Regions from separate parts of the Homo sapiens genome. Here all the other regions are linked to region 5. Evidence: chromatin loops called from intact Hi-C (ENCODE). Cell type or tissue: PC-3. All regions are shown on one strand. Each heading gives the region's core, and the rest is flanking DNA. Links, peaks and the distances in the headings are about the cores only.

What was found. A loop is a pair of places that touch in the nucleus more often than their neighbours do. Peaks named below come from ENCODE experiments on the same cell type or tissue, not always from the same donor. Only the 100,000 strongest peaks of a DNase experiment are listed, where the experiment ranks them.
Region 1: it touches region 5 in a loop (5-fold over the local background); 2 of 110 quality-filtered maps call a loop at or near these places.
Region 2: it touches region 5 in a loop (6-fold over the local background); 2 of 110 quality-filtered maps call a loop at or near these places.
Region 3: it touches region 5 in a loop (2.5-fold over the local background); 2 of 110 quality-filtered maps call a loop at or near these places.
Region 4: it touches region 5 in a loop (7-fold over the local background); 8 of 110 quality-filtered maps call a loop at or near these places.

Annotation. Positions count from the first base shown.
Region 1 is chr7:82,736,944-82,743,125 of GRCh38, forward strand. No RefSeq gene overlaps it. Among named protein-coding and RNA genes, the nearest start is that of CACNA2D1, 300 kb to the left of the region's middle. In PC-3, for the core only: a CTCF peak has its summit at 3,490 (motif pointing right); a DNase peak (open chromatin) is centred at 3,498.
Region 2 is chr7:83,268,058-83,274,239 of GRCh38, forward strand. No RefSeq gene overlaps it. Among named protein-coding and RNA genes, the nearest start is that of PCLO, 110 kb to the left of the region's middle. In PC-3, for the core only: a CTCF peak has its summit at 3,348 (motif pointing left); no DNase peak of the experiment used is centred there; H3K27me3 peaks cover 292 bases.
Region 3 is chr7:83,002,793-83,008,974 of GRCh38, forward strand. All of the region lies in intron 3 of PCLO (piccolo presynaptic cytomatrix protein), which reads right to left. Among named protein-coding and RNA genes, the nearest start is that of PCLO, 160 kb to the right of the region's middle. In PC-3, for the core only: a CTCF peak has its summit at 2,806; no DNase peak of the experiment used is centred there.
Region 4 is chr7:82,802,085-82,808,266 of GRCh38, forward strand. It overlaps PCLO (piccolo presynaptic cytomatrix protein), which reads right to left. Exons shown (of 25, transcript NM_033026.6): 21 at 3,604-3,745. Among named protein-coding and RNA genes, the nearest start is that of PCLO, 360 kb to the right of the region's middle. RefSeq lists an enhancer at 3,070-4,269. In PC-3, for the core only: no CTCF peak of the experiment used is centred there; a DNase peak (open chromatin) is centred at 3,557; H3K4me3 peaks cover 518 bases; H3K27ac peaks cover 1,052 bases.
Region 5 is chr7:83,159,294-83,165,475 of GRCh38, forward strand. It overlaps PCLO (piccolo presynaptic cytomatrix protein), which reads right to left and starts at 3,591. Exons shown (of 25, transcript NM_033026.6): 1 at 3,052-3,591. The coding sequence starts at 3,299. RefSeq lists a silencer at 3,234-3,323 and an enhancer at 3,444-3,513. In PC-3, for the core only: no CTCF peak of the experiment used is centred there; DNase peaks (open chromatin) are centred at 638 and 3,688; H3K4me3 peaks cover 3,000 bases; H3K27ac peaks cover 1,387 bases.

The sequences.
Region 1 (6,182 bases), core at 472-5,471, 420 kb before region 5:
ACTCTGCTTGGAAGGAGAAATAGCCAGCAATGGGATTATGTACCAACTCATGGACTATGGTAAATGGGTTAGCTGAATGGTCAGGGACCTGGAGGGAACATGTTTAGAAAATAGGTGACAAGAAAATCTTGCCGAGAGACATCAAAATGTGAAAGTATTTATGTCACATGTGAATGCTCACCAAAGGGTGACATCAGCAAAGAAGAGTTTTAATAATCAAGTAAATGAGATGTCCTCTTCTGTGGATACCAGTTAGCTCTTCCCCGCAACACTACTCAATGGGCTTATGAACAAAGTTGCCATGGTGGCAGGGATGGAGATTATGAATAAGCTTAGTAACATGGACTTTCATTCACCAAGGCTGACCTGATTGTGGCCATTGCTGAGTGCCTAATCTGTTAGCAGCAGAGACCAACAGAGTCCACCATTCACTGCTGGTGATCAGCCAGCTACCTGGTGCTAGGTTGATTATATTGGACCACTTCTGCCATGGAGGGAATATCATTTTGTTCTTACTGAAATAGACAGTGTAGATATGAATTTGCCTTCTCTGCATACAATGCGTCTGCAAAAACTACCATCCATAGATTTCTAGAATGCCTTATCCAGCATCATGGTATTAGACACAGGATTGCTTCTGATGCAGCTGGTTTGATAGAATGGTGGAATGGCCTTTTGAAGACTCAGCTACAGCACCAGCTATGTAACAATACCTTGCAGGGCTGAGGTGAAGTTCTCCATAAAACTGTATATGTCTGAATTATCTTCCAGCATATTGTGCTGCTTCTCCTATAGCCAGGATTTATGGGTCAGGAATGAAGGATGGAAATCAGAGTGGAACCACTCAGTATTACTCCTAGTGACCCATTAGCAAAATTTTTGCTTCCTGTTCCTACCACCTTATGCTTTGCTGACCTAGAGGTCTTAGTTCCAAAGGGAGGGATGCTTCCATTAGGAGACACAACATGATTCCATTGAGCTGGAAGTTAAGACTGCTATCCAGCAACTTTGGACTCCTCATGCCTCTGAATCAACAGGAAAATAAGGGATTTACTGTGCTGGCAGGGGTGAGTGATCCTGACTACCAGTGGGAAATTGAACTGCTACTCCACAATGGAGGTAAGGAAGAGGATTCCTGGAACACAGGAGATCCCTAAGGTTGATTAAGATCAATGGAAAATGACAACAACCCAATCTAGACAGGACTGCTAACAGCCTAAGTCATTCAGGAATACAGGTTTGGGTCATCTACCAGATAAAGGACCACACGCAGCTGAGGTGTTTGCTGAAGGCCAAGGAAATACAGAATGAGTAGTGGGAGAAGATAGTTATAAATAGCAGCTCGGACCATGTGACCAGTTATGGAAATTAGGAGTATTTCCTCCTTAGCTTGTTCTGAATATGTGTGTGTGTGTGTGTGCATAGATAGATAAATGATAGATGATAGATAGATAGATAGATAGATAGATAGATAGATACATAGATTTACCATAAGAAATTGACTCATACAATTATGGAAGCTGAGACGTCTAAGATCTGCTGCCAGCAGGCTGTATACGTCCCTTTGTTTTCTTTCCTTTCCTGTTCCCTTTTCATGTAACATAACATGTATTGACTTTATATCATATAATTTGTTTATTTATTTATTTATTTATTTTGAGACAGAGTTTCACTCTTGTTGCCCAGGCTGGAGTGCAATGGTGCCATCTCAGCTCACTGAAACCTCTGTCTCCTGGGTTCAAGTGATTCTCCTGCCTCAACCTCCTGAATAGCTGGAATTACAGGCATGTGTCACCATGCCCGGCTAATTTTGTATTTTTACTAGCGATGGGGTTTCACCATGTTGGCCACGCTGATCTCAAACTCCTGACCTCAAGTGATCTGCCTGCCTCAGCCTCCCAAGTGCTGGGATTACAGGTGGGAGCCACCATGCCCAGCTATATCATAGTATTTAAGTATTGTTAATTTTACATCTCAGTACTTAAGTTATAGGATATCAAGGATAAGAGTAAACACCCCTTAAGGACTTTGCCTCCTCTTCTGGGGAAGGGGTTGGTGCATTTTCAGTTCTGTGCAGGGTAGTTTTATCACGTTAGATGTTATTTTCTTTATTTGGAGATAAAATATGTTTAAGAAGATGCATATGAGTGCCAAACTGGCGAGGAGTAGATTTGTGATGGTTAAACTTTTGTGTCAACTTGACTGGGCCAAGGGGTACCCAGAAAAATCATAATTTCTGGGTGTGTCTGTGAGGGTGTTTCTGGATGAAATTAACATTTGAACTAGTAAACTGAGTAAAGCAGATTGCCCTTCCCAATGTGGTTGGGCCTCATCCAAATCTGCTGAAAGACCTGAGTAGAATAAAAGGCTGAGTAAGAAAGAATTCTTTCTCTCTGTCTTTGAATGGGGACATTGGTCTATTTCTGTTTTCGAACTCACACGGAAACTTATGCATCAGCTGTCTTGGTCCTCAGGCCTTCAAAATCAGACAGGAACTTACATCATCTGCTCACCTGGTTTTCAGGCCTTCAAACTTGACCTGGAACTATACCATCGGCTCTCCAGAGTCTCTAGCTTGCTGACTGCAAATTTTGGACTTCTCAGCCTCCGTAATTATGTGAGCCAACTCCTATGGCAAATTTATCTATCTGGATGTCTGTGTATCTATCCATCTACCTATCTATCTATTTATCTGTCTATCAATCAATCACCTACCTATCTCCTATGGCTTCTGTTTCTCTAGAGAACCCAGACTAATACAGATTTGAAAGGAAAAAAATGGATCTTAGTATATCCAGATTTTCTAAAACATGATCCTTTATGTTGATAGAAATTGTGTGCTTTTTTTGACATAAGATGCAGAGGAATAATAGTATCAGGATATTTTTTAAAAACTGCAAACAGACCAGTTTCTGTTTCCTACAGGAACTACTTTGTAGATCCTTTTAGAACAGCCTGAGTGAGATATTGGGGGTGTTGAATGGTAGAAAGCATTGATTTGGGTTGATATCAAATATATTTTTTTAAACAGGGGAACCTTCTCTTCCATCCCACTACACTACTACACTCTGCATAAAGTCACCTTTTGTGGAGGACAAAGGTCTCTGCAAAATATTTTGAGGGAAAAGATAAGAAGGGTATATTTGTATTGGATATAGATCTTCTACCTATATATCTGTATAGGTTGAAGAAAAGAAAAGAATAAAATACTTTAAATATAGATTTTGCTGTTACAGACCGGAAATGATGAATGCAGAAAGCTGAGGATCCAAAGCTGTCAGAAAAATCTGACTTAGCCTCATTAGATATTTAAGAAATAAAACATAAATAGATCACAGCAGAAAGGCTTTCATTTCTGAGGGACTGCTAGGCACAGATTTTGTGCATCTTCTCTGTTAACTGGGTCATCATTGATTAAAGAGTTTTTCTAGTGCACTTGGCATACTCATTCAGTATTAAACTGAACTCAATTCAACTGAACTCATGGGGCTCCAGCAGAGGGCGTGATTCACAAATGCTGGAGCAGGGGACTCTAGCAGAATATGTCTAGAAAAGCAAAGATGGATCTGGAATTTCCAGACTATTTCAACCTTTTCCTTTAGCAGCGTGCTATATTCAGGTAATCAGTAATTCAAGCTAATATGAAAGAACAATGAGAAGCAGTAAGCTGTATTTTTGGAGAGATATTAATTATTGTATAAAATATTTTAAAATATTCACTGGAATGGGGTTTTAAAAATAAATTGCGTTTTTCTTTAAAATGCATGGAATGTGTCTTCTTTTATCAACATTAGCTGCCTTATTGATATTGAGTCCAGAAGCTGAGGGAAGAAAAATAAACATTTTTTAAAAATGCCAAGTTTACAGCATATCTTAGGGAAGAAAAGTGACTGTAGTGAGCAAGTATCTATAGCTTGATAAGAGTTTTTAATAATGAATTCTAAACATCAGTAAATAAAACACCATTGAATAATAATGAACTTTGCTCCTTAGGTAAGTGTCTTAAAATACATATTTTGCACTTAAAACATCCAGATGTCAAAAATATTCAGGGACTATAGGGAAACTGATTGAGATGTTTAGGAATTAACCCCCATCATCAAGACCGCTTGGCCCCTTCTGATCTCAGAACAGCTTTCATAAAAATATTCTACTGTGAGTGCATGTCAGGGGTCTTCATGTCCAAGATAGGTTGAACTTCACGATGACTAGAATAAAACATTTCCCATAAGCGCTTCCTCTCTCCCATCTCCTGACTCAAGACCCCAACATTTGGTCTTGATGTTTCTGAGGACTATGGGTTTGAGTTGTTAGTTTTAACCTATAAGTATTTGGCCTTCAGCCCTGACTCTCTCCTACTGTGCATAGGAAGGAAACCAAAAACATTCAGCTCACATTGAGCAGTAATGCTTAACATATTAAAGGCAAAGTGATACTTTTAATGGTAATTTTTGATAATGTTATTGATGGTAGCGATGATGATGATGAAGGACAACTCTAACAAATAGAAAAAAAAAAAGAACAGAAGAGAGCATAAAAAGTACCCAATAGAATGGCAATAGGCTAGATATGTTTGAACTGAGACCCTAGACCTCAATGAAAACAGAATAATTTCAATCTCAATTACATCTATCAATGTATCTAGTTCCTGGGATTTTTTTCTTCCCTGGGAGAAGACACACTTTCAAATTCCACTTTATGAGAGTACTAAACAATTGCAGAGGCAGCAGCTCTGAGCATTCCTTTGAAGTATGTACTAAAGAGGCATTTCAAGCACTGCTAAGAGTATGCTGCACCATCATTAAAAGCCAACATTAAAATTCAGAAATCAAAGGCATGTTTACACCAGGCTAAACCATTTTTTTCTTACACATTAAAAGAACATCAAGCTATCCAAAATGATTTAGTGAAAAAGTTCTTTTTTTTCTTGTTTACCCATCAACTAAGAAAGCACTGGGCCAATGTTATTCTAGTTATCTCAGCATTTTTAGCATTCTCTTTGTATAAATTTTTTAAAAGGGCAAACTTCACATATACAATATCATACTTGGTATAAGAAATAGACTATTTGAGGAAACCAAAATTATACTTAAAACATACTAGGAAGAAAATAATGGTTATTGCTCTCCAAGATAGAATGGAATATGAGGTGCACTGATTTCTAATTCCAAACTGAATCCCATTTTTCCCTATGGCCTTAAGTTTTAATTGCCATTAGATTTCTCTATCCTACTTTTTCATATTTTATAAAGAGTTCTTGTAAATGACATGCTGTGGTGGCTGTGGAAATGTCCTGCTCAGATCTTCATAAAAACCTCCTGTGGGAGGGTAGTTGATCAACAATTTCTAGCTGCTCCCCTCCTGAGCACTGAGGCCACACATCCTATAAGCTGCTCCCAGACAATGGTCAAGCACAGCAGGGTAGAACCAGTCCATGCCTGCTCAAAGTGACGCCTCCTCTAATGAACGCATTTTCTTTGAAGCGCCCTCCACCACCTTAGTGTGCCCAAGAGTTTTTCAGAACAGTTCTGCAGTCTGAAGGAGTCCTTCCTTCCCAGTCCTTCCTTTTCTTTTCATTCTTTCTTCACAGTCATGATGTTTCCATCTCGGTCTGAAGGCTCTTCCTTCAAAGGCAATACACCCGCAAATCCCTTGGACATCCAATCCTGTCCTGGTGTCTACTCAGAGGACCCAAACTGACACAGAGAGTGGTCTGAGAAAACAGGTGACAAGAAGGGGGTTGTGGGGACTGGATCATTCCCTCTCCAGTTGGCAAATAAAGTACCATACTGGACTTAGCAAGATGTCTGGCTTTTGAACAGAAATCTTCATATCACCAGCGATGAGAGAGAATTAAATATGGGCGATGATGAGAAGGGCAAGAAGATTTTTGTTCAGAAGTTCTTCCTGGTTTAGTCTTGGGAGGGTGTATGTGTCCAGGAATTTATCCATTTCTTCTAGATTTTCTAGTTTATTTCCTTGGAGGTGTTTATAGTATTCTCTGATGGTAGTTTGTATTTCTGTGGTATGTCTTGTGACTTTTTTTATGTGTGCCATGATTTAATAGATCTCATACATCAGAATTCTGATCATGAATGACTGACAGAATATTTTTCTTGGGCAGTCCTGACTTAACTAAGACTGGCTTGTGGTTAAATTAATATGTTTGGTTTTTTGAACGT
Region 2 (6,182 bases), core at 615-5,614, 110 kb after region 5:
AACAGCTCATTCTCAGAGTCAGGTAAAATGTCACAGGAAAAGGGATTTTGAAAAACATATAGTACTGAGAAAATGAAAGATACCATAATGATGTTTCTGTTTTGTTTTGTTTTAGTTAACCCTCTAAACTATGATACTGTTCAATAGAATTTTCTGCCATGACCAAAGAAACACTTGAAAATGTGGCTATGAGCATGTTAAATTTGGTGGATGTAAGGAACTAAATATTTAAGTTTATTTAATTTTAACTAATTTAAATTTAAATGGGAACGTATAGGTAGAGGCTACCATGTCAGACAACAGAGCTGTAAGGCATTACATTTTTTTTAGTTACTACACACTAAGACTGTTTTTAAACACTTGAAAGTAATCAACCACTAACCTAATAATTTAGGTAAGTCCAGAAGAGATAAGAATTAATGAGACCTAGATTTCTAGACTTCTCTGGGGTAGACTATCTTAAATATATGTGTGTTTATATATATATATATGCTAATATATGCTATCTTAAAAACCTCTGAGATTAAGAAAGTAATTTATTAATGACTATATTGTCAGTAACTATATTTTATAACTATATTGTTAATAAAACAACTCCATATAGTTGACTTATATCATGAGAATACATATACACACATAAATAAAGTCTATTTATATAGTATATTCTGTCAGGTTCAGTGATTTTACTGTGGAATAGTTCATCAGTGAGTCAAAAAACTTAGATACAAGGTCTTACCTAGGATGCTTTTGTACATGACCTTGGTTGATTTACTCTTCTCCCAAAACACCATCAGTGATAAAATAAAATCTTGACTCTTCAGCTTGGCCTTCACAATCTACCTTCTTCTCTACATTTTTTCATCTTCTGTCACTCCATAACCCACAGTAGGCAACTCATCTATTTTTCAGCTTTTTCACATGTTCAATGAATAATTATCAAGAACATACTATGTACAATACATTTTGCTAGATACTAAGGATACACCAATGAACAAAATACCATGTCTGCCACTCATGGAAAATAGTAGAAAATATTGATAAAAATTGCATAATATTATGGACGATATTAGATTCGAATTATATGACATAAAAGTTGTGATTGGAAATTACAACTGGGGCACTGGTTTGGTTTGTGAGAGTCCCAGAAAGTCTTCTCTTTGAGTGTGACAGTTAGTCCTAAAGGTTAAAAGCATTTAGCCAGGATGGAACATTTAGGGGAGAAACGCGACATGACTGTCTTATGGTGCTACCTCTGCCTTTAGCCCTCCCCTTCACATGGTGAAATAGTTTGTTTGTCTCATCAAACTCCCATATTGCTACCTTTGAAAAACAGTCCAAGAACCTTCATCACTGCTAACCTATCTCTGTCATAGCATCTAAGTCTGACAAATTATAATTGCTTGTATTTATGGCAGTCTCCTCTCCAGACTTTGAGTCCCTCTAGAGAAACATGCTTTGTATTTATATCCTCTAGCATTTATTTATTGTGGGGCCCTGAATAAATGTGAGGAATAAAAAATAAATAACAAACTCCCTTCCCTTTCAGAGTTCAAATTAAAAAAGGGAAACAGCTTTGAAATAAATTTTTGTTACTCTACTTGATCCATGCTACAAGAGAGACCTGCCAAACTGCAATAGAATAATGAATAACAGCTTTTAGGGGTAGGAGTAGTCAGAAAAATAAGAAGCAGGTATCCAAATAAATATTTTGTATAGTCTGATAAAATCTACTCCATGATTATTTTAAAAAGAGCTACTAGAATAAAGATTGGTAAAAACAGCACAAATATAGTAAGGCAAATGTAATAAAAAGTAAAGATGAATGGAATCAGTGTCTATGGAAATAGATCTACTGTCAATATTATTGTGTCCATCAAAGACAGCCCTTAACTGTTGCTAACTAAATTTATAGCATGGGCAATCACTAACGTGAACCTGTTTCCTCTTCTATAAAATGCAGAGTGTGGATGGATGTGAGCAATGTTTTCTAAAGAATATTCCATATGGCTTCCTAGAATGTTAATACTAAAAAAAATGTTGGAAGCTCTGAATTCCGTATAATTCATTAGGTTTCTTTAGATTAGGACTTCCCAGAATCTATCATAGGCTAATAAACAGTGTGGCTTACTTGAGGGGCCCATCATACACTTTTCTCAAATCTATTTGAAACATGAAACCTGTGAATCATTTATGTATACAGTTACAATTTACAATAACATAAATAAAAGGAAAAGAATACGGTGCTATGAAATAGAATAACCCACTTTAGATTGGGTGGTCTGGGTACACCTCTCTGAGATCTGAAGTGTGAGATGAAGGATGAAAAGAAATCACAGAGAGGAAGGGACAAGCATTTCAGAAAGAGGAAGCAGTACGTGCATACCCCTGATGATGAAAAGTAACTTGGTTCATTCATTTTAGGTGCTGAAAGGTCACAGCGGTTTGAGCATCTGAAGCTCTGGGTCAGAAAAAGCCAAGTGGCAGAGGTAGATGTAAGCATGGGGCACACTAAGACAGTGCTGCAGTGTTCATAGTTAATCAAGGCATGACTTCATTGAGAAAGTCTTGATAAGAAAGAAAAAGGTCAGCTGAATCAAACAGTGTGCTTACTGATATGATTGATTTTTCCATGTGTCATCAGTACGTTATGTCATAGCAAATCTGTAACAACAGTTCATATTCTGGTACTTTAAGTAAAACTCCAGGAACCTGGACTTAATTCTGAGTGCAATGGAAAGCTACTGAGTTTAAGCAGAAAAGTGATATTCATTCTGAAAAAAAAAAAATCACTTTGAAGGTGTTAAAAACCAGAGATGGATGTTTCTGCCCTCACATTGCTTATGCCTGCATATATACAATGTAATGTTGCCCATTCTGTTGACAAATTTGACTGTACTTATGTCCAGTGAGAAATAAAATGGGAGTAAGAGATTCTCCTTTTCACAGTTTTAATGTCCCTTACACATTTTTAAAAGTGGGTATACAGGGCTCAATATCACCATTTTAATACTCTAATTTTTCATCCTTCCCTTTCATTTTTGGTCATACTATTTCTATTCTACCCCAAAGTGAAATGAATAGAAGACTTTTGGGCAGAATCTATTAGAGAATATCTCTTCTTTCTCTTAACTGTTCTACACTAAAATTATTCTAAAGAATGAATTTTAATTCTTCTATTCCTTGCAACACAAACTCTGAGTTTGGAAAGCTATATTTCCTTCTGTCTTATCATTCAATATACTTTCCCATACCCTGGAAGCAAAATATGAAGTGTTCAAGGACTGTGCTCCTTTCTCTTGAATGCTGTGAAGTTTCTTTACTAAGAGTAGCCCATTTAGAACTGTGTGCAGCACCATCTTGTGACAAATGAAGTAACTGCTTTTAGTGAAGAGCATGTGCACATTAGTGTCTGATCTGCATAATTCAACACCAAATTTAGAGGTTTTTATAAAATCAGTGAGCAGTGAGGAGCGGATATGGTATCTTGGCATTTCATGTTATTTTTCCATCAGAACTTGAAGTAAAAAATTGAAAACAATAACATTTGAATTATTCAATGCTAAAAATGTTCTCTAAAAAGTTATATCCCACTTTTACTAAAAAAAATTATATTAATGAAAAAGTAAGCTAGAGGTTAATGATGCACTTAAATATTTAATATCTCCAGGCTAAAGTTTGTAGATACTGAATCATAATCACTTTATGCTGGTGACATCGCAAGTGATGACCTTTTCCCAAGAGCCCTGCTCCACAAGCAAGATAAGTATTTAGTCTTGTGGCCAGGTGTGGTGGTTCACACCTGTAGTCCCAGGAATTTGTGAGGCAGAGGCTGGCAGATTGAGCCCTGAAGGGCAAGGCTGCAGTGAGCTGCGATAGTGCCACCGAGTGACAGAGCGAGATCCTCTCCCCAAGTTACTCTCTTCATTTTCAATGTACAATTTATAGTCAGCACACAGTTATTCTCAACTAGACATAACACATTGCTTTATGGAATAGAGGAATTTTCTGTGTATATGACTGGGAACACAAAGTCCTGATTTATTATCATGGCCCTTGCTCTGCTTAGCACCTTTGTCTGGAAAACATCTCCAAAAAACATAGAAACTTTTGAATTCTATAGAAGGGAAATATTTTCTTTATAAAATAGTGGAAAAATATTTTCTGCTAAATATTATTGAATGGTATGCATTATGTGAAATAGTGTTATTTGTAGATGTTGCTCTTTTAGTCATAAAGTTCTCAAATGCTGATTTAAGGATCCAGCTTGTTTGGACCTCACACAGAAAATTGAATAAAAATAGGTTAGCACTTCTAACTTAATAAATCTTTTAGTGAGTATGCTCAAGAAGGAAGAGAGACTTCAGATTATGCAAAATGTTGACCATAGAAGCAAGGAACAATCACAGCATTTCTCCATTGTTTCCCTTTTCTGGTGAAGTAGAATAAACCCCTGATTAAATAAATTCAACTGCTGACATTCAAATGCACACTTAAATGTTATAATTTTTTAAATTTCAATAGCTTTTGGGGTACGAGTGGTTTTGGTTACATGAATGAAATATATAGTGGTGAATTCTGAGATTTTAATGCACCTGTCACCCGAGTAGTGTACGTTTTACCCAATATGTAGTTTCTTCTTCCATAACTCCTTCCCACCCTGTCCCTTCTGAGTCTCCGAAGTCCATTATGTCACTCTGTATGCATTTGCATACTCATAGCTTAGCTCCCGCTTATAAGTGAGTACATATGATATTTGGTTTTCCATTCTTGAGTTACTTCACCAAGAATAATGGCCTCAGTTACATCCAAGTTGCTGCAAAAGGCATTATTTCATTCTTTTTATGGCTGAATAGTATTTCATGGTGTATATATACCACATTTTCTTTATCTACTCATTGGTCAATGGGCACTCAGGCTGGTTCCATATCTTTGCAACTGTGAATTGTGCTGCAATAAATGTACACATGTATGTGACTTTTTTATGCAATGACCTTTTTTCCTTTGGGTAGGAAAAGTACATCTACCATTCAATCCAGTAATTCCACTACTCCTCTTTATTTTTTGGCCGTACAATCCCTCTGGGTAGTGGAATTACTGGATTGAATGGTAGATGTACTTTTAGTTCTTTAAAGAATCTTTGTACTCTTTTCCATAGAGGTTGTACTAATTTACATTCCCAACAGCAGTGTGTAAGGGTTCTGCTTTCACCACATCCCTGACAACATCTATTGTTTTTTGGCCAATGGCCATTCTTACAGGAATAAGTCGTATCTCATTGCGGTTTTAATTTGCACTTCCTTGATGATTACTGATGTTGAGTATTTTTTATATGTTTATTGGCCACTTGTATATCTTCTTTTGAGAAGTGTCTATTCATGTTCTTTGCCCAGTTTTTGATGGGATTAAATGTATTTTTCTTGCTGATTTGTTTGAGTTCCTTCTAGATTCTGGATACTAGTCCTTTGTCAGATGCATACTTTTCAAATATTTTCTCCCATTCTTCATGAGAAGAAACAATCATGAGAGAAAGCTCTTTAGTTTAATTAGGTCCCATTTATTTATGCTCTTGTTGTATTTGCTTTTGGGATTTCAGTCATAAATTCTTTGCCTAGGCCAATGTCCAGAAGAGGTTTTCCAACGTTATATTTTCATGGTTCCAGGTCTTACATTTAATTCTTTAATTCATCTTGGGTTGATTTTTATATAAGGTGAGAGATGAGGATCCAGTTTCATTCTTCTACATGTGGCTAGCTAGTTCTACATGTGGCTAGCTAGCATTTAATAAATAAATACCCAATTTATTTATGTATTATTTATTAAATATTTAATACCCTATTTAACATTTAATAATTTAATATTTAATATTTAATTTAATATTTAATAAATACCCTATTTATTAAATAGGATATCCTTTTCCCAATTTATGTTTTTGTATGCTTTGTTAAAGACCAGTTGGTTGTAAGCATTTGGGTTTATTTCTGGGTTCTCTATTTTGTTCCATTGGTCTATGTGCCTACTTTATACTAGTACCCTGCTGTTTTGGTAACCCTAGCCTTGTAGTATAATTTGAAGTCCAGTAATGTGATGTCTCCAGAATTTTTGCTTAGAATTGCTTTGGCTATTCAGGCTCTTTTTTGCTTCCATATGAATTTTGGACTTTTGTTTCTAATTCTGTGAAAAAT
Region 3 (6,182 bases), core at 604-5,603, 160 kb before region 5:
CATTCATTTACTCGTAAATATTTACTATGCAAATAATATGTATGTGCCAGGTACTGTTCAGTGTTCTGAGGTCTAATGGTAAGCAAGAGATTAAAAATAACAATATTAACATAATATATTTTCCCTATTTATATTATAAAAATATTTTGTCTTATGTACTGCAAATGTTTTTTCATTTGATATTTTAAATTTGTCATTTTAGATTTATTTTTCCTTGCCATATACCTTAATGGAAATATATCTGAAAGATCATATCTTCACATTTTAAGTGTTAAACTACAATTGGATTTCTACAGGTGGTTTTCAATTTTTTTCTTACCTATATTTTATATTTTATCTCCCATTAACATATACATAGATTACCCATCACAAAATACAAATAATTTCATTATAAAATTTTAAAATATACGATAAGAAATCTCAAATATATATTATTTTATGCATACGTTTATATGTAATATTATATACTAATATTTTAACAAATAAAGTTTTTATAAAATAAACTAGAATTTTGAGAAAAGACTAAGAATAAAATATTCCCTGTGTTTATAGTCAAGATTTCTTATAAATGCATACTCAACAAATATTTAATGTTAGCTTTGATCATTTTTATGTTGGGGGTAGGTGTGCTTCTGTGTGTATTTGTGTGTGTTTATAGTAGAATCATTGCTAAATGGCTTAGATGGGATGGAAACACATAAAAATATGGAAATATGGATGACTATGTCAATGGTTAAAAGCAGAGTTAAGAGGTTTTACCATGAAAGAATGTTGAATTTTATTAAATGCTTTTTCTACATCCGTTGAGATGATAGGATTTTATCCTTCCTCTATTAATGTGGTGTTTCACACTTATTGATTTGCATATGTTGCACCATCTTTGCATCCTAAGGATAAATCCCCCTTAAGTATGCTGCTTGATCCTTTTAATATGCTGTTGAATTTGGGATGCTAACATTTTGTTGAGGATTTTTGCATCTATGTTCACCAGGAATATTGGCCTGAGTTTTCTTTTCTTGTAACATCCTTGTCTGGCTTTCATATCGGGGTAATTCTTGCCTTACAAAATGAGTTTGGAAGTGTTCCCTCCTTTTTAACTTTTTTGGAAGAGTTTGAGAAGGATTTGTATTAACTAAAAAAAAAAAAGTTTGGTAGACTTCACCCATGAAGTTATCTGGTATTGGGCTTTTCTTTGTTGGGAAATTGTTTATTGCTGATTCAATCTTCTTTCCTCTTATTTGTATGCTCATAATTTCTACGAAGTCATACATGAGAAGCTCGCACCTAACCACATTCTCAATGATGAAAAGCAAAATGAAACGTCTATCAAAATTCCAGTGACATTTTCCACAGAAATGGAACAAAAATCCTAACATTTGTACGGAACCACAAAAGATCCCAAACAGCCAAGGCAATCTTGAGAATCAACAAAGGTATAGGTATCATACTTCTTGATTTCAAATTATATTGCAAAGCTGTGATAGTCAAAACAGTCTGGTACTGGCACAGAAACAGACACATAGAACAATGAAATAGAACAGAGCAGAAAAATAAGCCCAAGCATTTACAGTCAACTAATCTTCAACAAAGACTCCAAGAATATACAACAGAAAAGAATAATCTCTTCAACAGGTGGTGTTGGGGAAACTGGATATCCACATGAAAAATAATGAAATTGGACGCTTACACATGTGTCTTACACCATATACAAAAAAGCAACTCAAGATGGATTAAAGACTTAAACATAAAGTGTGAAACCATAAAAACCATAAAAATCCTGCAAGAAAACAGATAAAAGTTCCTTGACATTGGTTTTGGCAATGATTTTTTAGATATAACACTAAAAAACATAACACTAAAAAACAAAAGCAAAGTAAACAAGTTGACTACATCAAACTAAGATGTATTTTCCATAGCAAAGGAAACAATAAAATAAAAAGAAAACCTACAGAATGAGAGAAAATATTTGAAAAACATATATCTGATAAAGTGCTAATATCCAAAAAAAATAAGGAACTCTAATACAACTCAATAGCACAAAACACATAACCTAATTTTAAAATGGGCAAAGGACATGGATAGTTTTTTTTATTATAAGTCATACAAGTAAATATTAGGTATATGGAAAGGTGCTCAACATCACTAATCATCAGGAAAACGCGAATCAAAAACACAATGATATATCACCTTACACCTGTTAAGAGTGATTATTATCAAAAAGTCATATAATAAGTGTTGGAAAGGGTAGGAAGATACATTGTAGGAGGGAATGTAAATTAGTACAGACAGAGAAAACAGTATAAGTGTTTCTCAAAAAATTTAGAAAAGAACTACCATATGATCCAGCAATGCAGCTTTTGGGTATATATTAAAAAGAAATAAAATTAATATGTCAAAGAAATATCTGTACTCCCATTATATACAATGGAATATCATTCAGCCTTAAAAATGAAGAGAATCGTGTCATTTGTGACAACATGGATAAACCTAAAAGACATTATGCTAAGTGTAATAAGACAGAAACAGGATGAAAAATACTGCATACTCTCAATTATATGTGGAATCTAAAGAAGTCGAACTCACAGAAACAGAGAGCAGAGTAGTGGCTGCCAGGGGCTGGAAGTTGAAAAAGATGGGGAGAGGTTGGTCAAAGGGTAAAACGTTTTAGTTATGCAGAATGAATAAGTTTTGGAGATCTAAAGTACAGCATGGTGAGTATAGTTAATTGCAATGTATTGTATACTTGAGTTTTCTAAGAGAGTAAATCTTAAGTACCCTCACCACCAGGGGGACAAAAAAGTACAAACAAGCAAGCAAGGAAGAAAAGTAACTATATGAAGTGATGAATATGTTTATCTGCTTGGCTGCAGCAGTCATTTCACAGTGTACAGGTAGGTATATGAAAACATCAGGTTGTACACCTTAAATATACATACTTTTTATTTGTTAATTATGCCTTAAAAAGCTGGGTTAGGGGAAGCTGAGTTAAATATTTTGCATGTTTTAGTAAAGGAATACAACTTTCAAATTACCTAGCCAAATTATCTATTTAAATAAAATAATATGGAATCAACTTTGAAATTAAGGAAAAAATATACAGCAAATGCCTTCATTTGTAATTTGGAGCAATGTTCTAATTACAGCCATTACAGTAAAATATAGGAGCAAAGTCAAAAGTATGAATTTTTGTTTGTTTCCTTATGAATAGGTACACTTTTAAAGCTCTATTTGCCTTGGCAAACATGACACTTGATTTTAACTGTACGCAATGCATTTTATGGCTTTCAGTTAATACAATTAACAAGGTCCCCCCTTCCAAAGGGTTTAAGACAATAACAGCACCAGCAACTTTTGATAGAAAAGAGCCACAGCTTTAAAAATAATTTACTCTATACCATTTTAAATGAGATCAACTTTAGATTGGACTTCTAAGTTTAAAAGATATTCGTGAGTTAATAACATAATAGAAATGTAAAACTTTAATCCACAGAATGTGGCATTTAGAATTACATGTTTAAAAACTATAAACAAACAGAAAAAAATACTTGAATATGTTTCACAGCACATGGTAAAGTTAATAGATAGTTTTATGGTTTATTTACAAATATTTTGAACAATAATTTATTTTTATGGATTTGAGAATTACAGACATGGTAGATGGCAAAGTAGTATAGGAACAACAATTTAAAACATTTACAGTTCCTTTCTCATACTGCTGTTTCATAAGAGATGCTGCACAGCAAAACAATAATTATTCCTTCATTGAACCTTGGAAATACAGTAAAAAAAAATTTAAACAAAGACAGTATTATTTTTATTCAACATGCTGAGTATACTCCTTCTTTTCATTTCAATTAAGTGCCCCTAAGAATAGTGTTGTATACTTGAATTTCATAATGGGGAAATTGCATGGATCATACTTTATAGATGGAAATTCCTACAAGTTACAAAAAAGTCTCTATAATATTTATTAAACGCATTACTTGTTACCTACCCCTTCCTTGTTTTTATTACACAAAATCATTTTAAGTCTTTGCTCAAATATTTACTCTTCAGTGATGACCACATATTTAAAATTGAAATTCTCCCTGGTTCCTTAGCCTACACAGTCTCCCTTATACTGGTATGCTTTTTACCTTTTCCTTACCATTTGCCACATTATAGCATGCTATATTTTATGTATTTATTACGTTAATTTACTTATTGTCTACCTACTACCACTAGAATATAAACGTCACAAGGACAGAGAATTTTTGTTTGCTTTGTTTATAGATGTATCCCAAGGTCCTTGACCATTGCCTGTAAATTAGTAGGGCCTCAATAAAAAAGTTATTGGAATAGTGATATGGACTTAAATTAGTAATTTGTCTTCTCCTTAGAAACTTAAAAATTCTCCAACAGAAAAACAGTCAAGGCATATGAGCAAACAATTCCCAAGGGAAAAAAGTATAGAAACACAACTTCACAGGTAATCAAAGAAATGCAAAATGATGTCTTGAGAGAACACTTGAAAAATTATAAAATAAGGTAAAACACTGTTGGCAATGAGTTAGGGAAACAGGTGAATACATTGTTGTGTAAAGTGGTAAAATATTTATCAGCTGTTTTGTTAATATAAAGGGCATATTAAAATCATAACTAGACAAATAATGGAAAAATGGAAAGTACTATATATTTTATAGCTATGGAAAAACGATAACAACTTAAATTTCCAATAATAGGGAATCACTTTGGCAACTTATTTCTATATAGAGAAATATTATGTAGCAATTTTTAAAAATTACGATGATAAGATATCCATTTCTTATTAACTAGTGGAAAAATAGGTAAGAAAATATATGTATCATAAAATATTTATTGGGGGAGGACATTTAGGGTAGAATGTAAGAGTGTGGGTTTGTAGAGTCAGACTGCCTGGGTTTGGTTATTTTCCATCACTTATGGTTATGAAATAATGGCAAGTTAGTTCACTGAGTAGAACCTCTCTAAACCTTAGTCTAGACATCTACAGAATGAGGGCATGTTATCTACTTCAGAGAGTTGTTATTAGGATTATGTGATAAAATCTATGTAGTGTACTTAACAGTGTCTGAGACATGGACATGCTCAGTAAATGTTAGCTGCTGCTATTGTTACCTGCTTTATTTGGACATCTACATGTGTGAGGAAAAATACAGAATGATATATAATAAAAACTGTAATTATTACTTAAAGATTGGTTAGTATGTCATTTTATACTTTTATTTCTTTGCAAAGCCTACCCTATATTCCAAGTAATACCTGTTATTTGTGTAATAAATACACACACATACATACAAAAGGCATAAGAAATATGTAAAACACATGACCAAACTATGTTTATTATAGGATTCCACTCTCTTCCCTGCTGTGAAAAATAAAGATTGTATATTAGCAATTTGTCCTCAAAGGAATTAACTATTTTTAATGTTTTACATTTAAGAGCCTAAATATCTTCTTTTAAGGTCAAAATAGTCATTAAAATATAGAATTACCCCATTTGTTAAAAACCGGTTAATATAAAACCAACAAGAAAGTCTGAAAGTTTTAATAAGCTATAACTTGTGGGAGTAGGAATCTAATCTTTTTTAATGCTTCCTGTACATGACACATTTATGTATTTTGTAATTTAATATAAACCTAATCCTATAAGGTGGACATTATCCCTATTTTACAAGTAAGTTCATCAAGTTTCAAGATTACTGTTAGTAAAATGAGAAACTGAGGCCAATTCAGGTTGACTGGACTGCAAAGTTCACGGTCTTTCCACCAATTCAATACCAACATCTAATGTTTCCTATCGTGGATTCCTGAAAAGGCTAAGAATACGTAGCCAAGAGAGGGAGAAAGAATGCTTTGCAGGGTTAGGTAGGAAAGACTAAAAATGTATAATAGGTTGACTCAGATAGTACAGCTAGTATTAACAAGGTCAGGAATATTTCAACAAATATACCTAAACATATCAATTATCATATTGGTATACATAGACAAAAATGACTGGTTAAAATGAATATATGATATATATCATTATGTATGTATAATGATACATTATAAATATATATGTTTAGATAAGAAACACACTCAAAGTGCCATAGAAATCTAAAGCTAAAGCGATGGAAAAAAGATATATTAAGCAAATATAAAAAAAATCAGTTTCCTGAGAC
Region 4 (6,182 bases), core at 797-5,796, 360 kb before region 5:
CTCCTTTCTGTGTTTTCCACTGTGTTGAGCAAACTGGCTTTTGTAGTCAGGCTGCTTGGTCTCTGTTTCTGGCTTTGCTATTTCTTGCTATGGGTAATGTAAGGCAAAGTACCTGGTCAAGACTGTTTCTCCTTTTGTGATATAAAGATAATAATATTAGCTACATTTTGATTATGAAAAAAAACACATGAAAAATGCGTGAAAAGGGTTAACAGAGTGCCTGAGAAATAATAAGCATTCAATAAACATGACATATTAACAGGTAGGCATGCTCGTAGTAGCCTTAGAATTCAACCAAAATCTGCTAATCACTTTTAGTTTTCAGCTTCAAACTTTTTGGAAAGTCAACTAGATGAAGAATTCAGGATACTTTGAGGACTGTAAGCTTAGAATGTTAATAATTTAACAGCTAAAGGACAGTAGACCACTTCTTATTTCTTCGGCTAGAGAAAAAGCTACATGGCACATGAAGAAGTTTGGAATTTGCCTTTATATGTGCTTAGATAAGGCGTTCTAAAAAGATGGAATAAAAAATTGTTACAGAAAGATGCTTGAACAAAAGAGCATCTTGATACTGCACTTTGTAGACAACACTTCTAGCATAGTGGGATTTACTAACAATTAATTATAACTTTCATAGGAAGTATTTGGTTTGCTAGACCTGCTGAAAATGTAACCATATTTATTTCTTAATAATCCAATTATATCTTACTTGAAAACTGCTCTAAAGGTCCTCTTATTCTACTTCAGAGAAGGTGCTGAAATGTTTCCGCACATAATAAAAGAACACATGTAAATTCAGAAATTATTTTATCTCAAAAGCCATTACATTGTTCCATTATAATAATTCTAGGTTAAAGGTTTAAGTACAAATTTTTATTAAGTGTGTATGTGAGGGACCAAGTTCATGCAAATTAAGCAATTTCCAACATTTCCATTTTACCATATATATGTTAAACCATGGTCTGCATGGTCAACATCTGCATACATATTTAAGTAACACACAAAATTTTAGCTTATGTAATTGCTTCATCAAGATTCAAGACAAGTAGTTAAGAAAAAAAAAAGAACTCTGCTCTATCTGTTAGCATTAGAGGGGAAAAAAAGCTTAATAGCAGTAATCTTACTTTTATCAGTACGCTACACTGGTAGAGTGAACCAAAACATACCTTGTTGCTGAGCCAAACTCTATTGAAAGTGCAGGTCTTTTTAGTATTGGTAATCTAGTAGATCAGAATACTAAAAAATAAATATTCTTATACTATCCCAGACTTTTAAAAAGTAGTTACTGTAAGTCTTAGTAATTGTAGTACAAGTACATTTTGATAATTTTTGGGGTTGTTCTTGAGTCTTAGACTTTATATGTTAATGGTGATACCCAGCCAGTCTTTGCTTTCAATTGAAACTGATTTTAACATAGGTACTTAGCCAATATGTGTAGTAAGTACATTTTGAAGATTATACAAAAAACTTTCATAGGATTGTGAAGCTAAATTAAGTGCAAAGGAAATGTAACTGTGAGTCGTGTGAAGGATGTGGTTTCTCTGAATTCCCAATGACTACACTTTAGCTCAGAACATTCTGGCTATACATTTTATAATTTATATTTTTAAATAATCGCTAGATATTTATTAAACACTTTTACTAGCCCAAGCTATAATTTTATTAGATACAATGGGGGATATAAAAGAACTGCCAAATACTACTTCTTACACATATCCTATAATGGTTTTCAAAAGTAAATATTCGTTGTGCTCATATGGCAAAGCAAGAGTCTCCTAGACAGTTGTGAGAAGCTTTGATTTACAAGAGAAACAGGAAAATGGGAAAAATCAAAATTAGAATGTGGTATATATATAAAATACATAATCTACTTATACTGCAGACATTCAAATATTGACAAAATGACATATTTACTTTTTGGAATTATAACTTTACCATCAGTGTTAAATTATATATTTTGAAAGGTGCAGAAAAATTGGAAGGATAACAAATTATGTGTGGTTTAAAACCTTTCTAAATTCACATGACATTTACAGCTTAGAAAGAAATTTAAAGAATTTGTAGAAATTCTTTTCTGTCAAATTGGATCATCAGAAGTCAAAGACCAATGGGATTAGATTTCTTTTAGGAAGAATTTCCAATAAAATATAACTGATTAAGTACAAATAACTCTATTGAATCCATAGACTAAATCTCATAAAAGAAAAGAAAGCTAAGATGGACAGGTGATACAATAAGAATTTGCTTAATTTAAATTGAAAAAAATGTAGTTCAAAACAACAAAATGAACTCGTTTTTCACTGTAAAAATCTATTTTCACTAATGCTTTGCTTTTATAAACTGAACCATTATCAAAATATTATAATTGTTGTGGACATCAGAAGGAAAGATTTATAAGAACCTTTATTTTAAAACAAAGAGAAATAGACAATCCACCCCCTGAAAAGTCTTCACTTAGCATTGGAGAAAATGAAAAAGACCCTTTCACAACCCAGCTCAGGGTTGGCAAGCTCTGCAACGTGCCAGTTAGTAAATATTTTAGATGGGCTGTATTCTAACGACTTAATTCTGCCCTGCAGCACAAAAGCAGCATCAGGCAACACAGAGCTAATAGGCACGGTTGTGTTCCAATACAACTTAGTTTATATTCACTGAAATTTCAATTTCCTATAATTTTCAAGTGTCACAAAATATCACACTTCTTTTGTTTTTTCCTACACTTTCGAAAATGGAAATGCCATTTTTAGCTCACAGGTCTTAGAAAACCAGGTGGTAGACTGCTTTTGCCCTGGCGTAAACCCTGGGACCTGGGTGGCCCAGTGGTATTTTCAAAATCCAGAAGACTAGTTAATGGGCAGGAAAAGGAAAAGTCAGGAAGTTTGGATTTTGTTATTGGAACAGACATAATCTACATATTTATCTTAAATGCCACCAATATGACCAAGGCGATTCTAACACATTAAGTATGCTAAAGTTTTGCATTTGATTTGCAAAATGACTTTTTTTTTATTTTGAGGCTTAACATTATGAGTGATTCTTATTCCAAGAGTACCTACTCAGGGACCTATGCACTACTCGGTCTTTGTTCTAGAAAGTATGGAAACACTTCGAAACCTTCAATGTTAATTGTAGAAGGATTTATAGTTGAAAAGTCTGTATGATTATTCACTATGTCCTCTATTTCAAATATGATATATGGATTCTTTGAATATGTTTAAATATCTCCTGATTCAAGGTAAATTAATATATGTTTGTCTCAAATACCAGTAATGTTTGTATTTGGTCATTATGTGATTAAAACATTACTGTATTCCTGCTGAACTTTATTCTGGCATGGCTAAGTGATTAGCAGTTTTAACATCAAATACAGATTGTATTGATTAAGTAGTTCTGGCAGTGACTAACATTTATCCTTAGAATTAACTGAATTATCCAATCTTTCTTGAACTATCTATTTTTACATAGGCATTAACAGTTCAAGTGTCTCAGGGACAATGACTCAGAATTGGGTAATTATCCAGTTATTTCCTGTTAACTGTTGAGAATGCCTTACTCATGATGCTGAGTAAGCTTTGTAGTAACAAAAAGAGACCCACTTACATCCTCGGAATAGGAAATAGATTAGTCTCCCCTGCAGTGCTGCTGCTTCCTTCACTGTCCACGCTATACCCACTGCCAAAGCTGCTGCCCGAGGAGCCGGTGGACACAGAGCTTTCTGCAGGCCGGTGATTGGGAGGCTTTGCTGCATGGTGTGGGAAGATTCAACACCACAGTCAATAAATGAAGCTGACATTGATCTACAAATGCATCATTATACATCTTCTTAATTTACATGTGACAAGAAACAGCTACTGAAGAACTCTACATTTTTCAACCCGCCTTTTCGTTTCCTTTACTGATAATGAATGGTGGCAACAATAAATTATTTTACTGTTTTTATTGGACATCAAGGAAAAGCAATCACCTTTAGGGAAAAACACATTTAATTTTTAGACCAAGTTAAATAGTATGTAACTATGCTACTATTATTATTTTTGTGGTTTCTTTGTACAGTATTGCAAAAATGATATGGTAAATAAAAAGAATTTTGGCTATTTCATGGAGAAAAGAATTTAGAAAGACTTGGGTAGATAGAAATGGCAAGATAAAGAAAATTGCTTATTTTTTTCCTATTACTAGACTATAATCTGTTTTTCTCCTTAGAAACAAAAATGCAAAATAGAATTTTAAGAAGTGATTGAAAATTCTGTTTGTTTGTATGTACCTCTGCCTACTATCTCCAGCAAGGTTTTAAAATTTAAAGATATTTGTTTCTTTTCAGGCATTTCCTAGTTTATCATTGAGACTTGTCTCAAGAATTTCCTAAGTTTGATATTTGAATATAAGAATCCATATTCCCATACAGACATTACAAATTTGTGCAATAAATTATGCAGTAGGGGTATAGTACTAATATTGTTGTCAGATTTGAGAAGAAATTTTGATGCAAAAAGAAGGAAGATAAGGCAAGTGTTTCCCTGATTTTGCTGGGGAGAAGTTTCTCTAGTAAGTTTTTGAAATCGTTGATATTTGTCTTCCGCCAGAGAGAGTGAACTTTTCGGTCACACCGATCTGGTTTTGACTCCCAACCCACTCTTTAGCAACTGTACACTGCTTTTCTCATTTGAAAACAATGGGAGTCAGTAATGCCTACCTCATAAAATTGTGATTATGAGGAGTGAGATATGTAGGAGCCCAGTAACTTACTCTTCTTCCTCTTGTGATATTATTTGCCACATCACCACTCTTCTCATGGGCTTTACTGTCAACAGCTGTTTCTTACTGTCTTTGAGCTTAAATAGTCTTTGACAATGAATTTAACTCTATTCTCTTCTCAAGGTATCCCCACTCTTCTCAAGGGCTTTACTGTCAACAGCTGTTTCTTACTGTCTTTGAGCTTAAATAGTCTTTGACAATGAATTTAACTCTATTCTCTTCTCAAGGTATCCCCACTCTTCTCAAGGGCTTTACTGTCAACAGCTGTTTCTTACTGTCTTTGAGCTTAAATAGTCTTTGACAATGAATTTAACTCTATTCTCTTCTCAAGGTATCCCCACTCTTCTCAAGGGCTTTACTGTCAACAGCTGTTTCTTACTGTCTTTGAGCTTAAATAGTCTTTGACAATGAATTTAACTCTATTCTCTTCTAAATCTAGATGTGTTCAAACCTACAGTTCTACTTAGAGTCTTTTTTCTTCATAAATGCGTCCCTATCCCATTAGGAGTTTATTAGCCAGTTGGATAGAGTTATACTAATGGGTGAACAGTTGATAATCATTTCACGATCCTAAGATATCTACATATTTCTTAAGGATATGTATAAAAACACAATTATTCTTAATCTGGTGGAATTTTAACCAATATAATAACCACATGAAGTGAAACACATAAACATTGTGTGGGAAACCATTTGAGGACAGGAAATCCACCCTCAGGGTAGCTAGGATCAAGTCTTGCAAAGGATTTAACTTTTCCCCCATTTCTTCACTTTTTCAATTTCGTCGGTAGCAGGTTCTCTAAAGCCACAAGGAATTTTTATATATATTCCAGTGGTAGTAGGATCCCTTCCCGAGAATAGGGAACAAGAAAGAAATTGTTAATAGTTAGTCAATTGTATATCAGATGTGTATAAGTTAGAAACGGCTATTTAGGAAAATGTGTTCCTAACTTATAGACATCTGATATACAATTGACTAATTGAACTGAATGCTGTTAAACAACCAGTCATCAAGGAATTGCTAGTAACCCACAGGACTGGATTTGTGGAAACAGAATAGTTATGTTTCTGAATATTTTCTTTATTTTATGTAGAAGAAACCCAGATGGTGTAGTTAGTGTTAAAAAAAACTTCTTAAAAGAATAATTTTAAAAATGTAAAGGTAATGTGAGTAGGATGTAAAATGATGGACATGTATAAAGTAGATTAAAATGCATAACCTACATAATGAGTCAGATTAGTCAATTGATTATAAACAAAAGAAAGCTGTCATACTTTTTGATGGGATTCTATAATCCAATTCATAATTTTTAGTATGACATTGAATGGAAGACATTAATTTCATCAATTGGAAAATCACAATTTACTATTTTCAAAGATAAACCTTAATTATTAGACACTAATATTCAATCAATTTATATTTA
Region 5 (6,182 bases), core at 601-5,600:
AGAAGCCCAGTAGGGAAGGCTGAAAGTAGTAAAGAAAATAATCAGTTCAGTCAGAATTCTTATTAAATATTCTACTAATCAGAGAATTTTTTTCAATAAAGCCCTTCTCATATGATATATCTGTAACTGTAAATAGAAAGAGTAGAAAAAGTAATGAAATTGCACTTCTCTGGGTCTACAATGAACAAAAAATCCATGAGCATTTCATTTGTAACCTGTCTTCTACTGCTAGCTTGTAACTACTTATATTTAGTACTACACCTCCCTTTTCATTTTACTATTGTCATCCTTGGATTAGAATTTTTCTTTCAAATGTTAGCAGAAAACAAAATATTTCCCCTAAGATGAGGAAAACATATATGCAAAATGTAGGAATGTAAAAGCATCTGAGATAATAAAATTTTTCATAAATGGAACACAACAAACAATGACACTTGACAGTGCTGAGTCACATAAAATTTTATAATATTAGAAATATAAGCAACTTTGGGACTATCTGTTAATTTTTATATATTATATAAATAAATGAATATCTATGCATTTATGCTCTAAGTCCCAGGATATAGGGACTAAGAGAAGCAAAGTGACTAATTCAAGGTCATAAAACTAGTTAGTCACAGAAATCTGGTATCCTCACTCCTGGTTTGTGGGCAGAGGAGGTGGTTTACACCCCATTGAACTGATTTTTCCACATGTAAAAGAAAACTGACACATCAAAATAACCCAAAAACAATGTACAATTCAACAATTTGTCTGTAGCCATCGGTGACAGTGTCACCCATTGCTGATACCGATATTGCCACTCTTTACATTTGTAGGGTTTGTGTAAATTACAACTCAAACAAAAACATTCATCTCAACTTTTAATTGATCCTCAATGGACTAAGACAGGTGAGATAGGTATTAGTAGCCTTATTTAAAGGCAAGGAACATGAGACACATTGATTGAGAAGTATTTGTAATTTGCTATGAGTTGGTCAAAATCAATAGGATAAAAACCCATGCTGTCAATCTTTATTTTTAAAATTCTATGTTCAATTCACACCACTTAAATGCTTAAAACTTCAAATAATTTGTGTATGCCGTCCTATATTAATTAAATTTACATAACTCTATAACTTTAAAAGTCTAAGTGAAAAACCAAATGTTTCTTTGGTAACCATATATAGGGAAAATAACTTTTAAAAAGTTATGTACCTTTTATAGAAATCTTTCAGTAAAATGTAAGAGTAAGTTGCAAAGGTCAGAAAATTATTATTTATTTTTTAGTATTTGGATGAAGTTTTCACCAATACTGTTTGGGCCATACACTAACTATTGATAAGATTTCCATCATAATAAAATTATCAATAGAGAGCTTTAAAAGTATACTATCTGATGCAAATAGTGCATGAAGCAACAGTTTTATAGGTGGAAATAATGTTTCTCAGCCACCTTCTAAACAGAAGAAAAGTTAGAAATCTAGAAATCAAAGATCTCACTGTAACTGGTATTGGTAACCAGCATGATAGACCTGTTGCTTGTGCCTCTTAGGAAAAAATATAAAAGATCTGGCATACAGTTCTAAAAGGCTAATAAAAGTATCATACCTTGTTATTATCCTGTGAAAGTCTACTGAATGAACACTAAATTTTTTTTCTTGTCAAGTTTTCATCAAGTAGAGGAAAACAGTACATATCATAAACTGGATAAGAGAACAAGAAAGACTTTTTCCAAATAGCCCCATGGATTACTAGTTTAAAAACACAGAAAAACATATTTAACATAAAGGGGCTAGTTTTCACTAGTACTAGTAGTTTCAAGATAAACAGACTTTTTACCTGGTAGATTTTAAGCATTTAAGATTTTATGTGAAAATATTGTCACTATCCATAAAACATTTTACATTTCTCCTATAATTATTTGGCAAAATTATGCTTACGTGATAGTGACTAAGTTAATTTTTTTTTTATTTTATAAAGTGGAGGATAAGGATCTACACCTATATATCCAGGTCTTTCGTGCTTACAGTATCTCAAATGAAAAATTGTAGGTTTGCCTTCAGTTGTCATAAAAGAGGAATTGTTTCAGAACCACGGACAGAAAACTGTTCTCTACTAGAGGGTGCAAAGTTAAAGGGTTTGTTTACAGTAAGAAAGGCAAGGCAGGCACAATGATTATACCCCTCTCAGTACTCTAATTAGAAAACAACTAATCTATTGGGATGAAGGAAAATGGAGAGTTACAGGCGGAAATGAAAACATTCATATTACTGATTAGCTCTTATACTTGCCTATGCAAGTTGCCATTTATTTGCTTTGTTTTTAAAAGTATGTATTGAAAATTATTTTCTAAGGTAATAAAATTCACATGTTCTTCCCTAAACTGAAGGCCACTTTTGCATAAAACAGAGCAGTGGCTTAAAAATAGCATATGCTAATTTAGAAATATATGTACAGCACCTGCTCTGCTGTGACCAAACCATCTGTTTAATGCCACACATATTTTAGGGTTCCTCAATGAATATAAAAGGTATATTCATTCTATTCCTTCTACCTAAACAGCTTCTGCTCTCCTCTGGGGGTGGGGTGGCAAGAGAGGACAAATCACCTACAAGGGGATTAAAGTTACAGAAATATTTAGACATCATTCACAGAGAAAAAGACCCGCAATGGCCAAGAGGTTTAAACAGAGACAGGTAAACACCCAGCTCTATCCATTTCCTAACACGTCCGTGTTGTATTAATGGAAGACTTCCAGATTAGTAAAACACTGGAGGGCGTCTCTCCACGCCATCCTAGAGGGGAAGGGCTACAAAAGGCCAAAAATCACAACCTAAAATCACAGTTCCAAGAATGTAACCCTTGACTATCCCACCAGAAACTCTACAATGCATCATTTTTATTCCGCCCATCACAAGGCTTAGGATCTCTCTATGGCCACCCCACTGGGGAGAATAAAATGAACGGAGGCGACATATATGTACCGCCGTGCTGGCACATACAGGCTGGCACATATGTGCACGGGAAGCTGTACATATATGCCCGGACATATACATCATGCTGTGCATGCCTGTGCATGGAAGGCGACTCCGCAGCGGCCGGGGGGACGCTTCCCTTGGGCAGCCCCTGCGCCCTTGACATGACAGCGGCGATCTGTCTCCTCTCCTCTTCGCTCAGCTGGCTCAAATCCGCCTCCATGCCGGCCGGGATCGCGGTGTGAGAGGGGCTCCCCGCCCCGCTAGCTCCTCCTCCAGCCGCTGCGGCCGCCGCCAGCCCTTCGGGGAGCCCTTCCCCTTCCAAGCTCGCCTCGTTGCCCATGGCTCAGGGAGACTCGGGGCCGCCGCGCTCCCTCCTCGCGCCGCGTCCCAGTCGAGAAGCCCGCGGCCAGGGGAGCAGTCAGAGCCGGGGTCCGCCTCGGGGCGTGCAGGCAGCCGAGTCCCTGGACTCTGGACCAGGCACTGCCGCCCGGAACGCCAGGCAGGGGTTAGTCCCGCTCGCAGGTAACGCCCGCTGCCGGTGCCTCCTCCATGTTGGACAGCGCCAGGCAACCTTTGCAGAAGACACCTCCCGGACGCCGCCTCGGCGCCCCGAGCCGGGGAGAAGCAGATCTGAGCGGTGCCAGCCGGGCGCCGTCCGCCCCTCCCACCGCGCACCGCCTCCTCGCCCGCGCCCTCTCAGTGCGCAGGCGCCTCTCGGAACAGGTGATGCCCGCGGCCCACGCCCACCCCATCCTGCGTCGCTCCGGATCCTTCCTCGCTCTCAGCACCGATTTAAAGGAGCCCAGTGAACGCCCGGCTAAAAACAGGGAAGAAACAGGCGACGTTTCTTTCAGGCATATTTCAGGATGCCTCACTGGAGTTTTAGCTTACTAGACACCTAGATTTAAAGGGGGCGGGAGGGGCAGGAGAGGAAATGTCTGTTTTCAGCTTTGGCTCCTGGGATTTGTAGTTTCATTTATTTTCTTTAAAAGAAGGTTTTAAAACATTCTAGGAAAGGGTTCAAGTAACTGAAGATTAGCAAGAGAGACCCTGATACCTTTGAGGCACATTTCCCAAGGGAGCTAAGAATGGCCCTTTTCATTTAGAACTTTCACAGAACAATTAAATTGTTAATTAGATTATTTAAAATGATACAATATTAGTAAGCAGCTAAGGTTTTGAGTGCTTATAACTAGTTCCCTAAAGGGAGGGACTACACAATAATAAAGGATTATGGGAAGTTGTGGACGTGGGGTTCTGCAGTAATATCGAGATTGTAAAAATATTAAAATGTTTTAGTATGAAAGTTTGAAAACATGATTTTATTCCCCCGCCCCTTTTTTAACAAATGTGGACAGAAGAACCCCACGAAGTTCATTTAATGTGTGACTGTTAAGTTACAGTCACACAATTGGTTAGCAGCACGTTATCATAATAACCAGTTTTTGAGACCCACTTTCGACTATCACTCCTACACTTTTCTTGCTGTTACATTTCTTAGACGGGACTGTTCAGCACTGAATCTGCAGCCTCAATGTTGTTACCTACGTTTCCTCAGAATGTGAACTTAATGTCTCAACTGTTGAGGTTAGGTAATAGAGACTGAATAAATAAATCAAACAGAAATGAATAAGTTGCTCAGAAAGTAAGTCCAGGTTTTTGCAATAATCATTACATAGTTCGATCTTCTACCTTCCAAAGTGAATTTGTAGTTTTACAGTATAAAAGCACGAATAATTACAACTGATTTTTTTTTAAATGACAAAAATAATGCAGTCTCTTATGAGGGAACCAAATGCTAACATCTTTTGTAACAAATGCCGAAAAAAAATGACATAGTGTATATTAATACCCGTAACTGCTTTTGTGTGTGATGTAATGAGTAATAAAACTCAAGCTATTCTCATCCTTCGTATGTTTAAAAGTCCATGCATTTTTGTGTATGTATGAATATATACGATTGTATAACTATAGACAATATGGCTTATAATTTTTATATAGGTGCATATGAAGGTCTTTAATTAATATTCCTTCCTAACAGAAGGTGAGAGAGGATTGTGTTCATTGAGTGGAGCAAGAACCTGCAGTGGCTTAAGGTCCGACGCTTCATTTTTTGTTAAGGCCGAGTTACTTCTGAATTGCTGCTCTCAGCCATTTTTGTTAGCTCTACTTTAAAGTGGGATTTACAGTTAGAGTGGAAGAAATTCAAGTAAGGTTACAACTGATTATAAACTGGCTTCTCAATTTTGAGAGAAAAATCACGAGAAGTATTTTAGTGAAAAGTTTGATAAATTTAATTTTGAATTCTTAATATCTGAACCATCAATTTTTTCCTTTATACTTAGTCCAAAGTGTATCTGTAATTTAAATAAAAGAAAAACTCGTATTTAGAATGTGTTCCTATAGACATACAATGTATAAAATATTAAGTAATAAAATTAGTTTTGTCACTTTACAATATTTGTAAATTGAAAAATATTAATAAGTCATGAAGTTATAACTTAGATGATCAGCATTATTTATTCAACCATTTTATAAATGGAGTTTAGAATTTAGAACCCGCTTTTTGGAGAAAGGGTACATGTGTGCATGTCTTATACTTCAGGTTTTTTCTGTTGACGATGTCTGGTTTTAAATCCTAGCTCTGCATTCTTACAGCTATTTGGATTGGTAAGTCACTGACTTTTCAGATGTTGAGGTTCCTCAACTGTAAGAACAGAGAAAATAATACTACTAACATTACTACCTCTCAGGTTTGTTGTGACAACTAAATTAGAAAAAGCTGTGAATGCACTTGTAAACTAGAAATATGTTATCAGAATGTGGTATATGGTTACCAGGCTAGCCTGGGAAATTACTGAGTCTTCCATGCTCTGAAGAAGCCAAGGAGGTGGGACACATGGAGAGAGGATCCTAGCTGCCTCGGCTTCGTCCATCTCAGCTGAGGCTTTAGTGAGACCCCCGCCCCCCCGACCGCCTTAGCATAACCTACCCCAGCTGAGCTACCTACTGGCTACAATGACATCAATGAACCCAATGAGACCAGCAGAAGAACTACACAATCAACTGAAAGAATCAGAGAATTAATAATAATAATGATAATAATAAGATGCTTTTTTAAGTCAATAAGATTTTTTGGGGGGGCTAGTTAAGCTATATAACTGATATTCCAGGTTTTGCACATTATGATTATGCATAAGCCTTCAAAGTTTCCCTTCACTCT